Linked DNA regions of Homo sapiens: region 2 is linked to region 1. A link is an interaction called in ENCODE POLR2A ChIA-PET data of the cell type or tissue named here. Cell type or tissue: B cell. All regions are shown on one strand. Links, peaks and the distances in the headings refer to the core of each region. The heading gives the core; the rest is flanking DNA.

Evidence for each region. ChIA-PET counts read pairs that join two places held together with the same protein. Peaks named below come from ENCODE experiments on the same cell type or tissue, not always from the same donor. Only the 100,000 strongest peaks of a DNase experiment are listed, where the experiment ranks them.
Region 2: POLR2A ChIA-PET joins it to region 1 with 7 read pairs; 2 of 35 experiments call an interaction of 5 or more read pairs at or near these places.

What each region holds. Positions count from the first base shown.
Region 1 is chr7:134,764,007-134,769,473 of GRCh38, reverse strand. All of the region lies in intron 1 of LOC124901750 (a long non-coding RNA gene), which reads left to right. It also overlaps a transcript of CALD1 not described here. Among named protein-coding and RNA genes, the nearest start is that of CALD1, 13 kb to the left of the region's middle. In B cell, for the core only: no CTCF peak of the experiment used is centred there; DNase peaks (open chromatin) are centred at 1,823 and 2,283; H3K27ac peaks cover 2,316 bases.
Region 2 is chr7:135,126,350-135,131,816 of GRCh38, reverse strand. All of the region lies in intron 16 of AGBL3 (AGBL carboxypeptidase 3), which reads right to left. It also overlaps a transcript of CYREN not described here and the pseudogene RNF14P4. Among named protein-coding and RNA genes, the nearest start is that of TMEM140, 19 kb to the left of the region's middle. In B cell, for the core only: no CTCF peak of the experiment used is centred there; no DNase peak of the experiment used is centred there.

The sequences.
Region 1 (5,467 bases), core at 500-4,499:
AAATGCAAGTTAAAACAATGACAACCAGATTGGTAAAGAAAAAAAAAGTTTAATCACGCAAAACTAAACGTTGTTGATGATGTACAAATTCTTATACATTTTGGATAGGAAAGTAGATTGGTGCATTCACTTTGTTGAGTGATTTGACAATATCTAGTGACTTTCAGTATGCACATCTATATTCTGTAATCCCATTTCTAGGTATATCCTCTTGGGACGCCCTCACACTCTTAAGCCAAGAGACATGTCAAAGGAAGCTCATTCGAGCATTGTTTGCAGTAGTAAAAACATTGTTAAAAATGCTGCAATAGCAATTGACAGGGGAGAGGCTACAGAAACCATGATATATAACATAATAGCTAAATATCTAATTATATAAATATATGTATAATTATAAAAATATATAATAGCTAATACCATATTATATATGGAATAGGATGGGGTATTATACATAATAGCTAAAATGAATGACCTAGATGTACCTGAAACTCAGAAGCATATTGAGTGGGAAAAAAGAAGCAGGTTGCAATTGGAATTATTCCATTTGTATGAATCATTTAAGAATGCATATGAGAATGGACTAGAACCACATCAAATTTAAGATAGTTGTTGGCCATGAGGGAGAGAGGGGAATGGTACTGCTCTTGAAATTAAGAAATTTAAAATATATCAGCAATGCATAAAAGAGGATCTTAAGCAATTATGAAAAAAAATTACATCTGTTAACACTGCAGAGTATGTACACAGCTGTTTGTTGTGTTATTCTTAAGCTTTTTGTTGTTTTGTTTTTTTTAAAAAATTGCAATATAAATGAGACATTCTCCCCCCAGAGAACTAGCAATCTGGTCCTCTAGATTACTTCTCCGATGTTCCTATGACATCGGGAAAAGCCACTGTGCTTCTTTGTCCTCAGGCCAACAGAGTAGCTCACTTGGGGCCAGCCCAACTAGCAGGAGAATGGACCTGCCCTGACTGTGAGGTCCTCAGCTTAGTCACACATTTGTACAAAGGCTTTGACACCATAACATCAATAGTCACTCTTTAAGGAGTAATAACTTAAGCCACAGCCTGCTTAGCACCTGCTCAGCACTTGGTGCCACCTGTTTTATCAGTAGGGTGCAGATGAAATGAGAGCCTGCACTGACCCACTTTGATGGGGCCAGTCTCCTGGAGCGGCAGGTGGAAGAAGAAGGGCACTGATGGTCCGGAATAAGGCTGAGGACCTGACAAAATGAAAGAGGACATGATCAGAGAAGACCCAGTGTAGATGAAGGAGCTCCTGAGATAAATGGTACTGTTTCTCACTTCCATGGAACAGGACTGGCCATCCCCTCAGCCTTCCTATAGGAAGTCTCTGTCTCCTTATTTCCTGAGCTATAGAGGATGACTGGATGTCTCCATGTTCCACCCTTCCCAGTCCACCCATATTCATTGCTGTTGGATTTGCTCTAAGCTTAGAGAAAGCAAAAAGTTTCCAGAAATTTCTCCCAGTCTCCAATGGGTATCTGAGTCATGCAAAGCTGTGGCTAGAGTTTTCTCAGCTATTCATTTGTTTATTCATTCATTTATTCACTCAACATCTGAGCATCTGTTACCTGCAAGGCTTAGTGTTAGGTTCTGTCCTTGTTCTAATCTTGTCACTGTCACTTTCATATAATCAGAAACACGGTGTGTGCCTCTAGAGAACTGCTGTTCTAATGGGGAAGCTCTGACAGGCACCAGAGATGGACTCCAGGATGGCAAGTCCTGAGAGAGACCATTTGGCTCTGCACGTCTGCACGTGCTTACCCAGCCATGCACGTTTCCTCTTCCCGTTCATGCTCAAGGAAGCCTGTCTGAAATCCAACCAAGACTGTTTGGTGAGGCCTGGCCTCCCCTCCTAACCAGAAAACACACACTTCACTCATTTCAGAAAAATAAAAATAAAAAAGCCAATCTTATAATTGGCTTTGCATTGCAGGCATACTTGTGAGGGGCGCAAATAAGAAAACATTTAAAATATTTGATCTATTTTGGGTGAGGTTCTGTAGCTTTGGCCTAGCCGACTGTCATCTGAGAGGCAAGAAGCTAGAGATTTCTCTTGGGGGATAGACTATTTTTAAGATCGGAAAAATATTTTTAAAGAGATTGCTGCGTCTGGCGATAACTGGGGAGAAATGGCTGTTTGGACTAAGCAAACTGTGTGATATAGATGCGTCTAACCACTGATCAAGCTCTGCTGAGGTTTGATGGATTTATGTCACACACGCACACACACACACACACACACACACACACAGAGACAGAGAGAGAGAGAGTGTGTGTACACGAGGGAGAACTGAAATATCTTTGCAGCTTCGCGGTCTGGTCCCTTTCTGAACCCTCACTGGGCCTTTCAGCTTCATTTCACCTCACGCTGCTTCCTGCTCTTTCGTCTCTCTGTTGGTCCCTCCTCTCTGTCTGTAAACATGTCCAAGGGTTGGGGTGAAAATACCTTTGACTGACTCTTGTTTCTTTTAGCTCCAGTCTTCTCTTTCCTCTTAGTGTCAAATTTCTCCAAATGATTAGTTTATGAAGCAGCCCCTCCCCATTCTTTGTCCATGACCTCAGCTCTTGATCCATGGCCATTTTGTCTTCAGCCTCCCTTCCTCCCTCCCTGTCTGCCCGCCACGATCCCTAACTCCTCTTGCTTCTCTCTTCGTCTTTGGTGGCTCCTGACGCCAGTGTCTAGCCTATCGTCCTATCTCTCTGGCCTCTTGACATTTTCTTCTTGTGCTTTCTTTTCCCTAAACATGGGCATCCTCCCAGGTCCAGGCTTGATCTCTCCCCTAGAAACCAATAATACCTACTTCACAGGACAGAAGTAAGAATTAAATGAAATAAAATGCATATGAAGCTGCTTTGCGAACTAACTGCTCATCTACTTACACACAATAAACATTTATGAAGTAGCTTCTCTGTACTAAAACTTTTCTCAGTCCTGATGTATTAGGCCATTCTAGCATTGCTAAAAACACCTGAGACTGGGCAATTTATAAAGAAAAGAGGAGGCCGGGTGCGGTGGCTCATGCCTGTAATCCCAGCACTTTGGGAGGCTGAGGCAGGTGGATCACCCGAGGTCAGGAGTTCGAGACTAGCCTGGCCAACATGGTGAAACTGCATCTCTACTAAAAGTACAAGAATTAGCCGGGTGTGGTGGCCTGTAGTCCCAGCTACATGGGAGGCTGAGGCAGGAGAATCGGTTGAACCCAGGAGGCAGAGGTTGCAGTGAGCCAAGATCGTGCCACTACACTCCAGCCTGGGTGACAGAGTGAGACTCCCTCTCAAAAAAAAAAAAAAAAAAAAAAAAAAAAGAAAAGAAAAGAGGTTTAAGGGGCTCATGGTTCTGCAGGCTTTATAGGAAGCATGGTACCAGCACCTGCCCACCTTCTGGTGAAGCCTCAGGAATCTTTCAATCACGATGGAAGGCAAAGCAGGAGCAGGTGCTTCACATGGTGAAAACAGGAGCTAGCTAGAGAGAGAGAGAGAAAGAGAGAGAGAGAGAGGTGCCATACACTTTTAAACAGCCAGATATTGTGAGAACTCACTCACTATCCTGAGGACAGCACTAAGAAGATGGTGCTAAATCATTCATGAGAAATCCATCCCCATGATCCAATCACTTTTCAGGGCAGCACCAAGAAGATGGTGCTAAACCATTCATGAGAAATCCATCACCACGATCCAATCACCTTTGAGGGCAGCACCAAGAAGATGGTGCTAAACCATTCATGAGAAATCCATCCCCATGATCCGATCACCTCCTACCAGGCCCCACCTCCAATACTGCAGATTACAATTCAACATGAGATTTGGGTGGGGACAAATATTCAAACGATATCACCTGGGAATACATTGATAACTGTATGAGACACTGTACCTGCCCTTCTCATAAAAGGGGTTTGCCTTTTGCTGGCAGATGTACATGGAATCGCATAAGTGCAGTAGTGGGGCAGGTGTCCCACAAAAATTCTGTGCAGTGGGGATTATGTCAGGCAATCAAGGAGGAAGAGGTCATTCCTATCTTACTAGGGTTTTAAAAAAAACTCATTTGTTCTCATGTTGTTAACAATTAGCTCTTGTGATAACAAATAATATGCATATTTATACCCTGAACTTTTCTTTCTTTTTTTTTTTTTTCCGAGACGGAGTCTTGCTCTGTCATCCAGGCTGGAGTACAGTGGCACAATCTCAGCTCACTGCAACCTCTGCCCCCGGGCTTAAGCAATTATCCTGCTTCAGCCTCCAGAGTAACTGGGATTACAGGCGTGCACCACCACACTCGGCTAATTTTTGTATTTTTAGTAGAGACAGGGTTTCACCATGTTGGCCAGGCTGCTCTCAAACTCCTGACCTCATGATCCACCCACCTCAGCCTTCCAAAATACTGGGATCAGAGGCGTGAGCCACCGCGCCCAGCCTGAACTTTGTTTTCATTGCAAATTAATGCACTTACTCAGACACCTTCAATATCATCTTACTACCAATAAGATAAAGTTAAGGCTTGGCTGAGCATTTTAGGGGAATCAATAATCATCCCTCTGCTTGCTTTTCCTACAATTCCCTGCACAAACTTCTACTTTCTCCCTCTCTTACCTCCTTGGCACCAGCCCCACATCACGTAGTGCACCTCCTGCCTCAGTGACTTCAGTCTTGGTGCTTCTCCCGCTTCACATTTGCCCACTCTGGCTCCAGACCCACATGAAAGCTGCCTCTAAAATCCCAGCACCCAGCTCACACCCTTTCTCGGACAACTTACAATCCAAGAAGTGAGGTCAGACTCTCATTTTCTCTTTATCATTTACTGACTTGAATTCTTTGATTTGATTGTATTTAAGTATATCCATCCTGTTTCCCTAACTAGATTAACAACTAATTAATTAATAGTTGAGTGATAGCTAATGAATAACTAATTAATCAATGAATAATTGACAAATATTTCTTGAGTGCCTGTTATGTGTTACTCTATTAAGCCCTAATGCCATTGTGGTGAACAAGGCAAACACAATTTTAAAAAATCAAGTCTATATCATAAAATCATCAGTCATATATCATCCCTACCTATATTTCTCTTTTTTTCTCTTTTTCTCTACTCCCTTTCTGAGCCAGAATTTAAAAATGCAAACAAAATATGAAGGTACCTTGACAAAATTATTTATATTCAACTTGTACACAAACCCAGAACCAAATCTGAGAATGCAAGTTGGTGCCTGGGGAACGGTGAGTGTGGATTTGGGTCCAGGCCAGGAGCCCTGGAGTCTGGTTGTTTGTTGCTACCCTAATTAAGAGGTGCAGGTGTCTGGAAAGGGGAGCTAATGATACAGTCCTCCCACATGCCCAGGAATGCCAGGCATACCACACACAGAACTACCCTTGTATGGACTTTGGGGACACTTTGTTACATGTATCTTCTGGAAGGCAGAGAAGTAGTAGCCATAATAATAACAAA
Region 2 (5,467 bases), core at 806-4,805, 360 kb before region 1:
TTTATTTGTCAGTATTAATAGAAGTTTGTCAATTTTATTGATCTGTTCAAACAACCAGTTGTTTCACTGATTTTCTGTGTCATTTTTCTGTTTTTAATTTTATTAATTTCTGCTCTTATCTTTATTATCTTCTTTCTGCTTGCTTTGAGTTTATTTGCTTTTCTTTTTATAGGTCCCTGAGGTGGGAGCTTAGATTATTGATTTCAGATGTTTTCTCATTTTTTAGCATATGCAGTTAGTTCTATAAATTTCTGTATCAGTACTGCTTTAGCTATATCTCACTTATTTTAATATATTATAGTTTCATTTCCATTAATTTAAATACATATTTTTACTTCCTTTGAGAATTTTTTTTTTAATTTTTGTTTCCTTTATTTCTTCTAAAAAAAGCCAGGATACATGTGCAGAACGTGCAGGTTTGTTACATAGGTATATGTGTGCTATGGTGGTTTGCTGCACCTATTGACACATCCTCTATGTTCCCTCCCCTCACCCCTCACCCCGCAACAGGCCCTGGTGTGTGATTTTCCCCTCTATGTGTCCATGTGTTCTCACTGTTCAACTCCCACTTATGAGTGAAAACATGTGGTGTTTGGTTTTCTGTTCCTGTATTAAGTTTGCTGAAGATGATGGCTTCCAGCTTCATCCACGTCCCTGGAAAAGACATGATCTCATTCCTTTTTTTTCTAATTACAAGATGATTTTTAAATTTATTTTTATTTTTAAGATTAAGCATCCTCTTTGACAATCCAAAAACATAGTCCTTGCTCACTCTGGACACACACACCTAAAACAGTTAAAAGCAATTCTTCAATTTTCAATGACAAAGTAGGAAAAAAACAATATGTTCTCAAGCTGCAGTTCAATTTTCTGTTCTCTTTTCCAAAAAATTTTACTTTGCTTCTAAGCCACCCACCAACGATAACGAAAGACAATTTTTCAAAAGGCCAACAAAACCCAGAAAAAGGAACAGTTATCAATTCAAAATTATCACCCAAAACACTGCTGTTGCAAAAAAAGAGTATGAAGCCAAATTCCCATAGCTTGTTAGAGAAGACCTTTAAAAATAATTCAGAAAATTAGGACTGGAACTACAGTGGTATAGACAGGTTATACTGTCACTATATGCATATACAGTGGTAAATGCAGATAATTCAAGAACATTCAGCTTGGGATGAATATATGAATAATATGATTATATTATATTAAATTAATATATTATTAAGCTTTCTCCTATTCCAGCAGAGGAAATAAAAACATGTGTTGCTGGAATTAATATTAAGACTGTCCTTACAAACAGAAGGTAGGGCAAAGGTAAAGAGAGAGAATGTGGAACAAAAGTAGCGAAGACAAGTCATTTTGAATCTAGGCTCTAACACCCAGGAAAGTTGAATAGAACTTAAATTCTTCTGAGCCAGTATCACTAAATTCTAGATTTGCCCTGAAACCAGTGGAGCATATACACCATTAATAAATATCAAGTGCCCCATAGCGTTTGTGGTATTAAAACATATTTTTAAATTATTATAAATTTCCATTCTGAAAAGCAGGTCAAAATGACACTGGACCATCCAGTCAGTTACAGAGTAAAGGGCTTCCTCCAGAGAGAACTGACTTGGCAGAAATTTAGGTTGGTAAGAATGTGATTAACATGGAGTAAATGAGATCAGATTCTCAGTATAATTTTCATAAGGCTTCTACCTACCCCAGTTGTAAGGAGTAGTACTGAGGGAACTCCAACAGAATGTCTTAGAGGGAAGCTTCTCAGAGACAAAGGGTCTGTAAGTTTAACTCTTGACCCCTCTTCTCCTTATGTAAAGCTTGGGGAAGGCAATAAATATTTAATTTTTAACTATTCAGAGCTTTGGACACATTATAATATTTAATATTCTGTAGTTTCATTTTCTGAACCCTTGGCTTATAATTTTTCTCAACTTGCATTAAAAAATGTATGAATGCACCCTCTTCAGTAGTACCACATGAAAATATAAATCTTGTTCTTCCATATCTTCTACACAGGAAGACTGAATGAGTAGTACCCTAAATATCCTGCAGGGTTACTTTGTGTACTTGACAAAAGATTAGGGAAAACCAATCCACTTCCATATCTTGAGCAGTAGTTAACTAGTCTTCAATCTCATCTTCCCAAATATCTTCATCAACATCCACAGCATAAAACAGCTGTTTAAGACATGTTGAAGCAGGATCAGTGAAATGTTTGTAAGGGTTTGCTCTAGAGAGAGAACTCATGCAAATCCAACAGAAATATTGCATACAGCCAGTACATGTCATCTTGTTATATCCATCTAATTTCTCTATGGGAGTTCCACAACATGGTCAGTTCTTGAAGTTTTTCTCTAGCCACTCCTTACTTTCCATCTCTTCCAGTGCCTTCTGAATCACCCTCTTATCATACCTTTGTTCCAAAAGTCTTTTATTGGCCTTATCTGCTTGCAGGTATTCATTTAGTAAGTCTATTAATTTCTCTGCAGTCACCTTACATGGAGAGACCCCATGGTAGGTCAACCTGCACAAGGTACAGAAGGCAAAATTGCAGCTGGAGCAGATACCCATGATGTAGCCAGGCTCCTGCATCACAGGCAGCTGGCAGCATGCGTGGGGGCAGTACACCACATCTGCCATCAGGTCCAAGGTGGACTGGAGGAGAAGGCAGTCATAATAGGCAAATAACTCTGCTTCCACTAGCTCTTTGACCTGACCAGTAGTGGCCACTGAAGGGCACTTTGGTTCTGGGCAGTTGAGGCATTGAACCTGGCCATCTCTGATCTGGATTTCAAAGTAGTCCTTCAGACAGTCTTTGCAGTACACATGCCTGCACTCCAAGAAGTACATGCATTCACTACCCAGCTTCTTACAGAAACAGATATTGCACAGGAACAAATTACTATTAAAGCATTTTATCTGCTGAGCTTGATCAAAGTCCAAGATTTCCTGGATCATATTTAACAATGATTCCACATCCTGCACACAGCTGTCTCATCCACAGTTTCCTCTTGGTCTGTATCAGATCCAGAAGTTCCTCCAAAATCTAGCTCTGTGTTGGGAGAGGCTTGAGCTGTCCTTCTCTGCACTTTTTTTCTGAGAATCAATCTTGAGCTCAAAAGGAGAGACAATATTCAGGTATACTAGGGTCTCTTCCTTAAGAAATTGCATCCAGGCAAACGGGATCACGCTGCCAGGGTGTTCTTCCCATAGAGCAGATAGCGCTCACAAACATCTTGAAATTCTATGGCAAATCCAAATAGATCCTGGTTTCTCCACCTTGGACAGACTGCTTTTCTAAATTCATCTCCATCGTAAATACTCACTGGGGCCAGCAATTCATCCTCTTGAGCTTCTTGGTCTTCTGACATTTAATTTTCTGAGGAACAAAACCAAGATGACCATGAGAGTGATCTCTGATCATCCTCACTGCTACACTCCCACCAGGGCCATGACAGTTTACAAATGCCTTGTTGTTTTGTTTTTTTTTTTCGTTTTTTTTTTTTTTTTTTTTTTTTTTTTGAGATGGAGTCTCACTCTGTTGCCCAGGCTGGAGTGCAGTGGTGCCATCTCGGCTCACTGCAACCTCTGCCTCCTGGGTTCAAGCAATTCTCCTGTCGCAGCCTCCCGAGTAGCTGGGACTACAGGCACTCACCACCACACCTGGCTAATTTTTGTATTTTTAGTAGAGACGGGGTTTCACCATATTGGCCAGGCTGGTCTCAAACTCCTGACCTTGTGATCCACCCACCTTGGCCTCCCAAAGAGCTGGGATTATAGGCGTGAGCCACCGTGCCTGGCAGATCCCATTCCTTTTTATGGCTGCATAGTATTCCATGGTGTATATGGCCACATTTTCTTTATCCAGTCTATCACTGATGGGTATTTGGGTTGGTTCCATGTCTTTGCTATTGTAAACAGTGCTGCAATAAACATATGTGTGCATGTGTCTTTATAGTAGAATGATTTATATTCCTTTGGGTATATACCCAGTAATGGGATTGCTGGGTCAAATGGTAGTTCTGGTTCTAGATCCTTGAGGAATCGCCATACTGTCTTCCACAATGGTTGAACTAATTTACACTCCCACCAGCAGAGTAAAAGCATTCTTATTTCTCTGCAGCCTACCCAGCCATCTATTGTTTCTTGACTTATTAGTAATTGCCATTCTGACTGATGTGAGATGGTATCTCATTGTGGTTTTGATTTACGTTTCTCTGATGATCAGTGTGATCAGTGATGTTGAGTTTTTTTTTTTTTTTTAGACGGAGACTTGCTCTGTTGCCAGGCTGGAGTGCAGTGGTGCAATCTTGGCTCACTGCAACCTCCGCCTCCCGGGTTCAAGCAACTCCCCTGCCTCAGCCTCCCGAGTAGCTGGGACTACAGGCGTGCGCCACCACACCCCGGCTAATTTTTTGTATTTTAGTAGAGATGGGGTTTCATGTTGGCCAGGATGGTCTCGATATTCTGACCTCGTGATCCACCCACCCTGGCCTCCCAAAGTGCTGGGATTATAGGCGTGAGCCACCACACCCAACCATTGAGCTTTTTTACATATGCTTGTTGGCTGCATGAATGTCTTCTTTTGAGAAGCGTCTTCATATCCTTTGCCCACTTTTTGATGGGGTTGTCTGTTTTTTTCTTGTAAATATGTTTAAGTTCCATGTAAATTCTGGATATTAGACCTTTGTCAGATGGGTAGATTGCAAACATTTTCTCCCATTCTGTAGGTTGCCTGTTCACTCTGATGCTGGTTTCTTTTGCTATGCAGAAGCTCTTTAGTATAATTAGATCCCATTTGTCAATTTTGGCTTCTGTTGCAATTGCTTTTGGTGTTTTGTCATGAAGTCTTTACCCATGCCTATGTCCTGAATGGTATTGCCTAGGTTTTCTTCTGGAGTTTTTCTGGTTTTGGGTTTTACATTTAAGTCTTTAATCCATCTTCAGTTAATTTTTGTATAAGGTGTAAGGAAGGGGTCCAGTTTCAGTTTTCTGCACATGGCTAGCCAGTTTTCCCAGCATCACTTATTGAACAGGGAATCCTTTCCCCATTGCTTGTTTTTGTCAGGTTTGTCAAAGATCAAATAGTTGTAGATGTGTGGTATTATTTCTGAGGTCTCCGTTCTGTTGCATTGGTCTATATATCTGTTTTGGTTACTGTAGCCTCGTAGTACAGTTTGAAGTTAGGTAGTGTGATACCTCTCCAGCTTTGTTCCTTCTGCTTAGGATTGTCTTGGCTATTCGGGGTTTTCTTTGATTCCATATGAAATTTAAAGTAGTTTTTTCTAAATCTGTGAAGAATGTCAGTGGTAGTTTGATGGGAAAAGTGTTGAATCTATAAATTACTTTGGGCAGTACTGCCATTTTCATGATATTGATTCTTCCTATCCACGAGGATGGAATGTTTTTCCGCTTGTTTGTATCCTCTCTTGTTTCCTTGGTGGTCTGTAGTTCTCCTTGAAGA